Linked DNA regions of Homo sapiens: region 1 is linked to region 2. A link is an interaction called in ENCODE POLR2A ChIA-PET data of the cell type or tissue named here. Cell type or tissue: IMR-90. All regions are shown on one strand.

The links. Peaks named below come from ENCODE experiments on the same cell type or tissue, not always from the same donor. Only the 100,000 strongest peaks of a DNase experiment are listed, where the experiment ranks them.
Region 1: POLR2A ChIA-PET joins it to region 2 with 7 read pairs; 2 of 35 experiments call an interaction of 5 or more read pairs at or near these places.

The regions. Positions count from the first base shown.
Region 1 is chrX:63,674,399-63,679,398 of GRCh38, forward strand. ARHGEF9 (Cdc42 guanine nucleotide exchange factor 9) reads right to left here. Exons shown (of 10, transcript NM_001353921.2): 5 at 3,942-4,174. Among named protein-coding and RNA genes, the nearest start is that of ARHGEF9-IT1, 5.4 kb to the left of the region's middle. In IMR-90, no CTCF peak of the experiment used is centred here; no DNase peak of the experiment used is centred here.
Region 2 is chrX:63,511,399-63,516,398 of GRCh38, forward strand. The region is part of intron 1 of LINC01278 (long intergenic non-protein coding RNA 1278); the gene reads right to left. Among named protein-coding and RNA genes, the nearest start is that of LINC01278, 47 kb to the right of the region's middle. In IMR-90, no CTCF peak of the experiment used is centred here; a DNase peak (open chromatin) is centred at 2,993; H3K27ac peaks cover 516 bases.

The DNA.
Region 1 (5,000 bases), 160 kb after region 2:
AGAATTAAAGAAAGAGGAGAGAAACATGAAGGATGGCTTTTCAGTCAACAGGGACAGGTTGATTTTAAATAAACCTGAGAGGAGCGGCTGGCCGAGTTAGGTCAGAGCCACACTTTCTTACAGACTAAGAGTTTTTAAGGATTCAGGGTGGGAGACTTTATCAGAGGCATAGACTGCTTTTGCGCCTCTTTGTTGTGCTTATCTGGGAAGAGAGAGTTGTGTGTCTGTTCCCATACATCTTTTTGCAGCTGCAGGCATATCCCCTGAGTCTGCTTTCATCTTCTCTATCTTAGTGCACCTGAAGGAAAAGGAATGTGTTTATTAACGCCCACTGTTTTACTGGGGCCCATTGTATGAGGGTGAAGTTTGGCAGTTACTCAAGAGACTTTCCCCCCTACCTCCTTCTGTGCCTGAGCTCTCTTACTGTCTGCTCTTTCTGGCTGCTTGTAGTTAGAAAAGAAGTGATTTCCTTGAAATGCATGAGGCTAGAAAGGGAGCTGGAACTTGAAGTGGCAGTGTTTGTCCAAGATGACGGTGCTCCTGCTCTATCAGGTAGGCCTTCTGAGAAATCACCTTTAAGGTAGAGAGCATACGCTTCTTTAGCCTTTACTCAATCCTGATGCTTGGAATGTTGATGTGATGGCCGAACCTCTGGTAGCCATCTTGGACCATAAGGACAAGGTCAATACCCTAGGTATAGGATAGTAGATAGCTGTAGGGTGCTCATGTTTCTGATGACCATGAGGCCACCATACCAGTCATAAACTTCAGAATACATACTTCTTTTACATGAGAGACAAATGGACCACTATTTTGTTACATCACTTTTTTTGTGTCCTATCTGATACAGCCAGCCAAGGACCAAGAAGGGAGCCTCACACATGACACAGTATAGACCACCTTATCATCTCTTCCATCATCTATTTCTATGGAGCTTCTGCCCAAAATCACTCTGAAATATCCTCACGTTTGCTTTTGCACAATATAGAAACAGAATGTAGCACAGTGGGTAAGAGCATAAAGTCTGAAGCCAGACTTTGTGGGATCAAATGCCAGTTTTTCTCACTGACTAGCAGTATGGCCTTTGGCAAGCCTCACTCCCTCTCTCATTGACTCAATTTCCTCATCTGTAAAATGGGGAAAAGTATAGTTTATTGAAGGTTTCATAAATTAAATACAATCATCCATGTAAACTATTTTACTCTTGGCATATAACAAATGTTAGCAGTACTATTATTACAAATCAAACATTTCCGTAGTAGAGCCATCACATGGGATGCCTCTTAAAACCCCTAGTCTCAGACGTGTAACCCTTGGCCCCACATCCTGGGACTCTGGATAGCAGACGTGTTGAGAGTTACATATCCTATCCAGTTTTTTTCTGCTGTTCTTTTCTGATTTGCAATCAAATGGCTCTTGGGAAAGGCAGATTGATAGTGAGATCTCAGCCATTCAGTGGGGGCAAAAATAAACTGAGAAGACAAGAGGATGCCTTACAGTTCAGTGTTAACACCTTTCTTTAGAGAAACTGAAAATGCCTTGTGGTCACTAGTCTGCTTAATCTCTCAGTACCATTTTTTAAAAAAGGAAGGAGAAAAAAATAGATGTGCAACAACCGCACATCTTTGCACAACTGCACAACTGCACACCCACAACATTGAATAGTGGGTTGATGGACCAAAGAAAGGCAGAGGAAAGGGACTTCTAATTGCCAGGGCAGATCCTACGTAGTACCTCCTCCTAGTTCACATCCCTCACTCCAATCTGTGATCTGCACACCTGTCAGAGCCATGGCTCTCAAACAATGTTACATTATCACCTCCAGTGAAAGGCTTTTCACTATACTTCCTAACCAGTCTATTCTGTCTCAAGACAAATATGTTAGAAAAGTCTTTATTCTGAGCCTCAGTGAATGTTAGCTATTATCAGTTTTTCTTCTGGATCCCATTGCTGACCCATATTGAGCTTATGGCCAACTAACACTTCCTAAGTCTCTTCAAAACACACTCTAGAAGCTGTATCTCTCTCAGCCTGTCCGTGAGCTATTTATTTCTTATCTTAGACCCAATGGAAACACTCTACATTTGTTTCTGTTACATTTCATTCTTTTACAGTTAGTTGCTCCAATGTATGGGGATCTTTTGGGCTCTGTGACATCACCGAAGTTTCTCCTTGGCAAGATGTCTGAGCCTGACACTTAGAAGGAGGTAGAGTGGTGACAGAAGGGAAGATTGCAGCACAGAAGCTGCTAACATAAGTAAGTGCTCCTGCTCTTTGGACCCATTTTCTGCCCCTGTACCTTTCCTTTCTCTGATTTGAGGAGATCAGTGCTCTAAACCACTTTCTTGGAAGTAAAGCACAGAGCTGTACTGTCCAACATGGTAGCTATTAGCCATATTTAATCAAAATTAAGTAAAATTTAAAATTTAGTTCCTCAGTTGCACTAGCTATGTTTCTTAGTACTCAAGTAGTCACATGTGGTGGGTAACTACTATATTGAATAACACAAATATAGACTATTTGCATTGTTGCAGAAAGTTCTACTGGGCAGTCCTGGCATGACAATGTTCATTTCCTCTACACCAAGACTACTCAGTCATGGATTCCTCACTGTCAGTGTCCCATACTGCCTATTTTTGCCATCTTTAGCTGGCTGCCTTTCTCAAAATGGCTAGAGGGGGAATGTGCCCATCTCTAACCTGTCCTACTAGTTTTAGCAGTCGGCAGGAGAAGAAAGGAATAGCTGTGGTCCAGCCTAACCCTGGTCAAAGCCCTCAGATGAGGTCTGGGCCCAGCCTCTTATTGGGGAGAACAACAGAACAAAGATTTTCTACTTCCAGACATGTCAGCTAGCCTCCCTCTTACATGCAGTCTTCATTCTCATCAACTTAAGGAAGGTAGGGTAGGGAATTATATCAATCATCTGTAAGCAAAGTCAGTATTCTTCTCTATTTATCATTCTTCATCTAATCTTCTCCCTCAGGGGCCATTCTGACTGCCTGTATTTCAGCCCTACCTATCTGAACACCTATCTTACTAAGCTTCCAAGCTGGCATCAGCCTTTAGTTGCCTTCAAATCCGAGCTACTCTTGACATGCATGGCAGGAGCCATCATCTTAATACAGATTCCTGAGACCTGCCAAAAGGGGTTGTCTATGTCGTGGGAGTTGTGCTGGGCCCAACGGGTCACTCTGAGAAAGGGCAGAAATTGATGTCGCCTGACACTGCCTGAGCTACTCTACTGTCACTCTGGAGCGCAAGGGGTGAGAGGAGAGGGAATCAGGGACCTAGATGGCAAGAGGACTTTGAAGCAGGAGTTCCAGTCACAAGGTGAAAGTGTACAGAAATGGCAAATCCCAGGCGAATGTCCTATCTTTTTGGTGCCCACCAAACCCCCAAAAAGCTCTGAGGTTGTTTTGGCCTAAGAAACTAACATAGCTTTGAGCTATGCTTAAAAACTTTTTTCTGGAACTTTTAAGATGAATTATGCCATATATAATTTACCTAGTGAATATTATCAGTCCACAAGTATGATTTAGCTCCATTGCTTGGTCTCCTTGGGGCTAACTTTCAGACCCAGATGCATGAGCCATGGGTGTGGGCCAGTTGGTTTGGTTTACATCTTTGGGTTCGTTTTTGGATTGATGCTGCTTCTCTAACAAATCATATCTTATATGCTTTAGTGGTTCTGGAGCCCTAGGCAGATTTCAGATTTTAACCCAAATATAGTGGCAAAGGACCCTCCTTTTGTGTGAGTAACAAAGCCAGTGATAGCTCTGCCTTCTGTACCCTGTTGGCTATGAGGCAATCAAGAATGTATCATCCTGTTTTGCAGATAAGTTAACAGAAGCTCAGAAAGGGCAAAAGGACATGTATTCTCAATGAGAACCAACAGATAGAGGAAGTTCCCTCATTCACTCCTGACTCCCTCGATCCCTTACCTGTGGTCTTGGGCAGTATACTTTAGGAGCTCAGCCAACTGTAAGGGATACTTGCAGATCTTCTGCACTGGAGTCAAAAGGAAACCATCGATAGCAATGTCAATCATCTGCTGCAAGAGGCGACAGGCCTCAAAGAAGTGCTGGTAGCGGCTGTCCTTCATCAGTTTGGAGAGCTCCATGCAAGCATCCAGGTGGTTGTTACAATACTCAGAGTATATCCAGAATCCATCTTGCTGTGGGAAAAGAAAAAAAGGAAAGGAAAAGTCTACCAAGGACCCCAAAAGAAGTCTTGAAGTAATGGAAAGACAGATCATATTCTTAGGCAGAAATATTAAAATGATAATGAGTCAATTATTCTTAAATTGATTCATAATTTAATAATAAATATCAAAACAAATTATTCAGTAACAAGACAAACTGACTGTAAATTTCTTATAGAAAAATGAGTACATAGGAATAGTAGGGACATTCTGTAAAAGAAGGGTAATAAGGGAACACTGGCCCTAATAAGAGTAAAACACAGCATGGAAATAAAACTCTGGGACTGGATCACAAAAAGCAAGAGATCAGTGACTCTACTTCTGGCAATGACAGACTAAGTTGTTGCAGGCAAACCCTGCCACTGAGAGTAGCTGGAAAAGCTAAAAATATAAATAAATATCTGTTTGAAGGAATCACACAATCCAGAGCCTGATATTATCTCCATAAAATGTCCCTAAGGAAACACAATGTGATGAAGTGTTTAGAGGTAAGGAATCTAAGATGTATGCAAGTTAAAACACTAATGGCTGAGAAAAAAATGTATGAGTGTGTGTATATGTATGTATGGACATATAAATATGTACATAAAGAGAGGGGAAGAGGAGAGAGTCAGGAGAGAGAGGGAGAGCACACTCAAATGATAAGACAAAATGGTAAAATGTTAACAACAGGGGAATCTGGGTATTTTTTGTATGGTTCTTATTTTTCAACCTTTCCATAAGTTTGAAATTAATTCCAAGTAAAGTTTTAAAAAAACTCTATAATTTTTATTATATATTGACAAGTACTTAATAAAAG
Region 2 (5,000 bases):
GTGTTGACTCAAGGATTCATGTTTCTCATTTTATAAAAGCGGCTCTACCAGAGTGGACATTTTCTATCACCAGACATGCTCAATTAAAGCTGACCTGCAATCTTCCTGATCAGCACCGCAAGTAACTGACATTTGCTGTAGTCTGCTTCTGCTTAAGATACTGGTTCAGGCCTGTATAACCAGTTCCTCATGATTCCAATGATTACTGTGCCTGAAATTTTCATCTCCTTTTTCTGTTGACCGGAATATTATGTTTTTAGGCTGCCTTCATATTGTAGGAATCCTCTCTTGGTGGTTTTGGTAAAATAATCATATATATATATATATATATATGTATATATATATATACACATACACACACATATATACACACACACATATATACACATTTATATACACACACACACACACACACACATATATATTAAGATATAGCATACTAGTCTTATTGTTAATATATGTACTTTAGCAACATGCCCATGATCAAGCTTCAGTTTTTACTGTCCCTAATTAATTGAATTACAGCATGGAGAAATAGTTCTCTGGTTCATATCTCATAAACTGCTATTACATTTGGAAATCTAACAAGATGCTGGGTTTGCCACCCTAAACCACCAACAACTTTCGACGACAGTGACCCATTGCTACATTCTGTCCTAAATGCCACCAGTATTTCTAATTGTACTCATAACCCAATTCAGGGGTCACATAAAACAAAACCAAATAGGTCTGTCTGATTCATTCTAACCTGCCATGTTTCAATTTAACCCATCAGAATCTCACAGTCAAAACAACTGCTGCCTCACTCTGAAATGACAGTGGTAAAAACCATGATGCTGCTAGAATGTTAAAAGAAAAACAATCGCTCCTGCTATCAGGATCCAGTCTTTTCTCTTGATCTAACATTTCTGACCCATGGTTTAAAAATGTCCCAAAACTGATATATTGAAATTATAGTACACTCACCTCTACTCCACTAGGATTTACTTTTGTCTGTGAAGGAGATCACAGACATTTACTTTTGTCTGTGAAGGAAATCACAGACATTTACTTTTGTCTGTGAAGGAGATTTTATATCCATGGATATAAAAATATCTAAGGGCATAGAATGAGGAATAGTAGTGTCTTTTAAAATACTTGGTTTTATATATATATATGTATGTATATATATATATATGTGTATATATATATGTATGTATATATATATGTGTATATATATATGTATGTGTATATATATATGTATGTGTGTGTGTGTATATATATATATATATATATATATATATGGCTCAGAAGAAATCCAATATTGGACTAGTTCCTTCAAACTTTTCTCTGAGCATGACTAATGATCTATTTGAGATAAAGATTCTATTTGAGGGGAACCTGTTAATTATCTGACGGACCATCAAGAAGATAGTTCCATGCATGCTTTTGGAAGAGTGTTTTTGCCTTGGCGGGTTGTTGCTTCCCATTAACACATGATTAGAAGTCTTTCTATAACCTTAGGAAAGATTGCTAATGAAACTGCTACTTCTTCAGCAAATCAAAAAAACCTACTAATTCACTAGCTAAGGCTGTACTAGAAAATCACATTGCTTTATATATTAGCTGAACAGGGATGTATATGTGTGGTGGCAAATATTCTTTGTTGTGTATACATAAACACTTCCTATGAAGTAGAAACTCATCTATGGAAAATTAGAAAAGAAGCCACTTAACTATAGCAAATCTCTAAAGAAGAACCAGCATTTAATTTTCTTCCTGATGTTTTAGTTTGCTCCATGAGGAAATAGTTTCCCTTTTTCTATTTGGCATATAAATTTTCTTGCTGATTATAATTCTTATGTACATTACATTTTTATTATCCAAATTATTAATGTTATGTATTTGTCATTTCTTTTCATTTTCTGAGAAAACTACATTCATGGTTCTCCAAAGAATAGAGATTATTCAGCAAGTGACACCAGCTGTATAGATCAGTGACTTGACAGGTCTCATTTTTTGCCACTCTGTGATACCATCCCAATTTGGCTTTTGGGTGCTTTTCAAAATTCCTTGCTGAGATGTCTCCTTTCCTTCCCTCTACCTAGCATGGAATGAGATTACCAGGGAATGTGCTTTCCCAATGATGAGGGACATCTTCACGCTGGGACTTTGAAAGAACTATCCAGGAATGAGCTTTTCCAGCAATGAGGGACATCTTGACACACAGATTTTGATCATCAATGTTTTCAAGAAGAAACACTTTTTATCAAAAAAGAGAAATGAGTAAAGAAAAGAACTTCTATCTGAGGAATGTGAGCCCTTTCAAATTATCAGGCCCAGAAAGGCATTCAAATGAAATAACAATCACATCCTACTTCCCCCCATTTGGAGCTATGTATTTATCTATAAAAACTGCAAACTCTTGCCACAGGTAGCTACAAATTAATCTAATAATGCTACACTGGACACAATATCCAACACCCTATACCATAAAAATATATAGCCAATCAATAATCAACGTAATTTCTGTAAACCAGTGAAAATTCCTGACGAACAACTTTGTGATAGCCCACTGCCTGCCATTTTTTGCCTTCAAAAACCTGCTTGTAACACAGGCCAAATGGAGCTCATATCCAAGGTTACTTGGGTCTGAGTCTTCCAGGCAGCTTTCCTTACTTTGGCTCAGGTTAACTCTTTCAATCATATTTTGTGCTTTAGCCTCTTCTTTTGGGATTGACACCAGGCAGATGTATCTGAGACACAGAAACAACGTCTCATAGAATCTCATATCTCTGAAGGTTTGTTACATTTTTTACTTATTTCAGTAAAATTTTCAGAAAGTTTTTGGAGGAAATAATTGAGGAGTTTCACTGGAAAACAATGCTTTCCCCAGAGAGCATAAAATAACATCCAGCAACATCTGGCAGTTTTGGCTATATCTCAATGAGCTTTGCTTTGGCATGGCCTCAAGGAAAAACAAATAAAAAGCATTGCTGAGACAACTGCTTAAGGTCGGAGCATTCCAAATGGCAGAGGAAGCCATGATCTGGCCGCTGTGGAATGAAGTATGATGGGAAGAGAGTGATGTGTGTGAGCTCAAGGTGAACTGTCAGTATAATGGCATAGATACACTATCAAAGTGTGCCAAAGATCCATTCCAATAAAAACATTCACTATTGCCTCAATACACCTCAATGCAAACATCCATGCCTCTTTGTATCAGTAGCAGAGGCAGAATTTCCTTTCTATTTTTCCCACTTTTGTTTAAGACACAGTAATTCCATGTCTTTAGGCCTGAATTTGATTCCTTCCTCTTCTTCAACTCTCATATCCAATAAAGTATATTGGAAATCTCTGATTTAAAATACTTTGACTTGTGCTCCCTCTCTTGTGGCCAAAATTCCACTTAGATTGCCTAATAACTGTGCTGATGTTAAAAATGAAGCCCAGATAACTTCTTACTCTATCAGTTGCAATCACTGACAAGCCTGTCTGCAGCTAACTACTATAGAAATGGGAGAGAGCAAGAGATCAGGGAAGAAGACATTGTCTTGGAAACTGCCTCTCTCCAAATATGTGTATATGTATAAAATTGCAAATAACAATTCAAGCAGAAATCCCTAATTTTGAATTCAGTCCAAAGATTCTTGAACAATGAATTGCTCCAAGGCATTGTCATTCCCAATTTCACTGGATTCATATTTAAGTATCCTCAGTTGATATACATAATATTTATCTGAAAGAAACATAAGCAGCTTTTTTACACTAATTGATTTTATGTATTTAATAATCATCTGTAAATGAATATAGATGTTTTATTTAATTTTCATTTCTTTTTATTATCAATTTTGATATTTCATTGTATTAAATGGGTTTCTAGGAATTTTATGTCAAAATATTACTTCGTCCTTCGGGAAATAAGCATCTGAGTTAAGGACTGACTTGAAATCATTGTCAAAGAAATAACTGAGGCTTAAATTAGGAGACGTCTCTAGTGTAAAGAACCTGGAATGAGCCAGGAGATCTGGATTCCAGTTCCTTTTGAGAAGCTAAAACACTGTGTGATCCTGGCCATGTCTCTTAACAGTTTTGGGCCTCAATTTTTCTAAGCATAAAATGAGCATTTCGATAGTATTATTTTTAAAGTTCAGGTGGAGTTTTTCTCTTTTCTACATTCCTCAGTACTTATTTATAACATGCATTAGCATTCAAGTTATTGCTGTCTCTAAGTGCTTAAACTTCCTAACTAGAATATAAATTCCCTGAGGCAGAAGATCTGTACTTCCAGAACACCTTCAGTGTTTAGCAGTATTGGACATATAGTATGTATGGCATACAATCACCCAAGATAAGTGAAATTTAACTGGGTTGGCTTAACTACACAGCTACTGCTTCTCTACTTTTGTCCTCAGTTTTGCACTGTAAAAAAAAAAAAAAAAAAAAAAAACCTTTTTGTGTTTTAGTTCAGGCTATTATGATCAAACTCCAAATGTATTCATGTATACCCAATCCACAAAGCTAATTTACCAACTGGAATCTCAGTTTATTCTTTTAACATGACCATTGTAAGTTCCAAGGGAACATTTTCTGCAAATTACAGCATACAACGGGATGCTTCCTAAAAACAGTTGGCACAGCAGAATACCTGAATATCAGAGAACAGCACTAAGCAATAGGGGCTGCTAGAGCAGCAGGAAAGAACTTAAGAAAAATTATTTTGCTGAGAGAAGGTAGTTATCAGAGAACATATAAAAATTATTTTTCCTCTATGGAAATCAAAGAAATGTAAGATGAAAAAAGAATAGTATATCCTGTTTTAGCTGGTTGTGCTAAGTATAGATGAAGACATACACAGCAGAATTTAGTAGAACTTAGACTCTCTGACAGTTGAGAACAACAGTGAATTTGACAATGTTTTCTAGACCAAGTATATATTTTTGTACTGATGAAGAAATTTTCTAAATCATATTATGCAATAATTTAAAAACAACTGCCCTGATTATTTGCAAACATGGTCA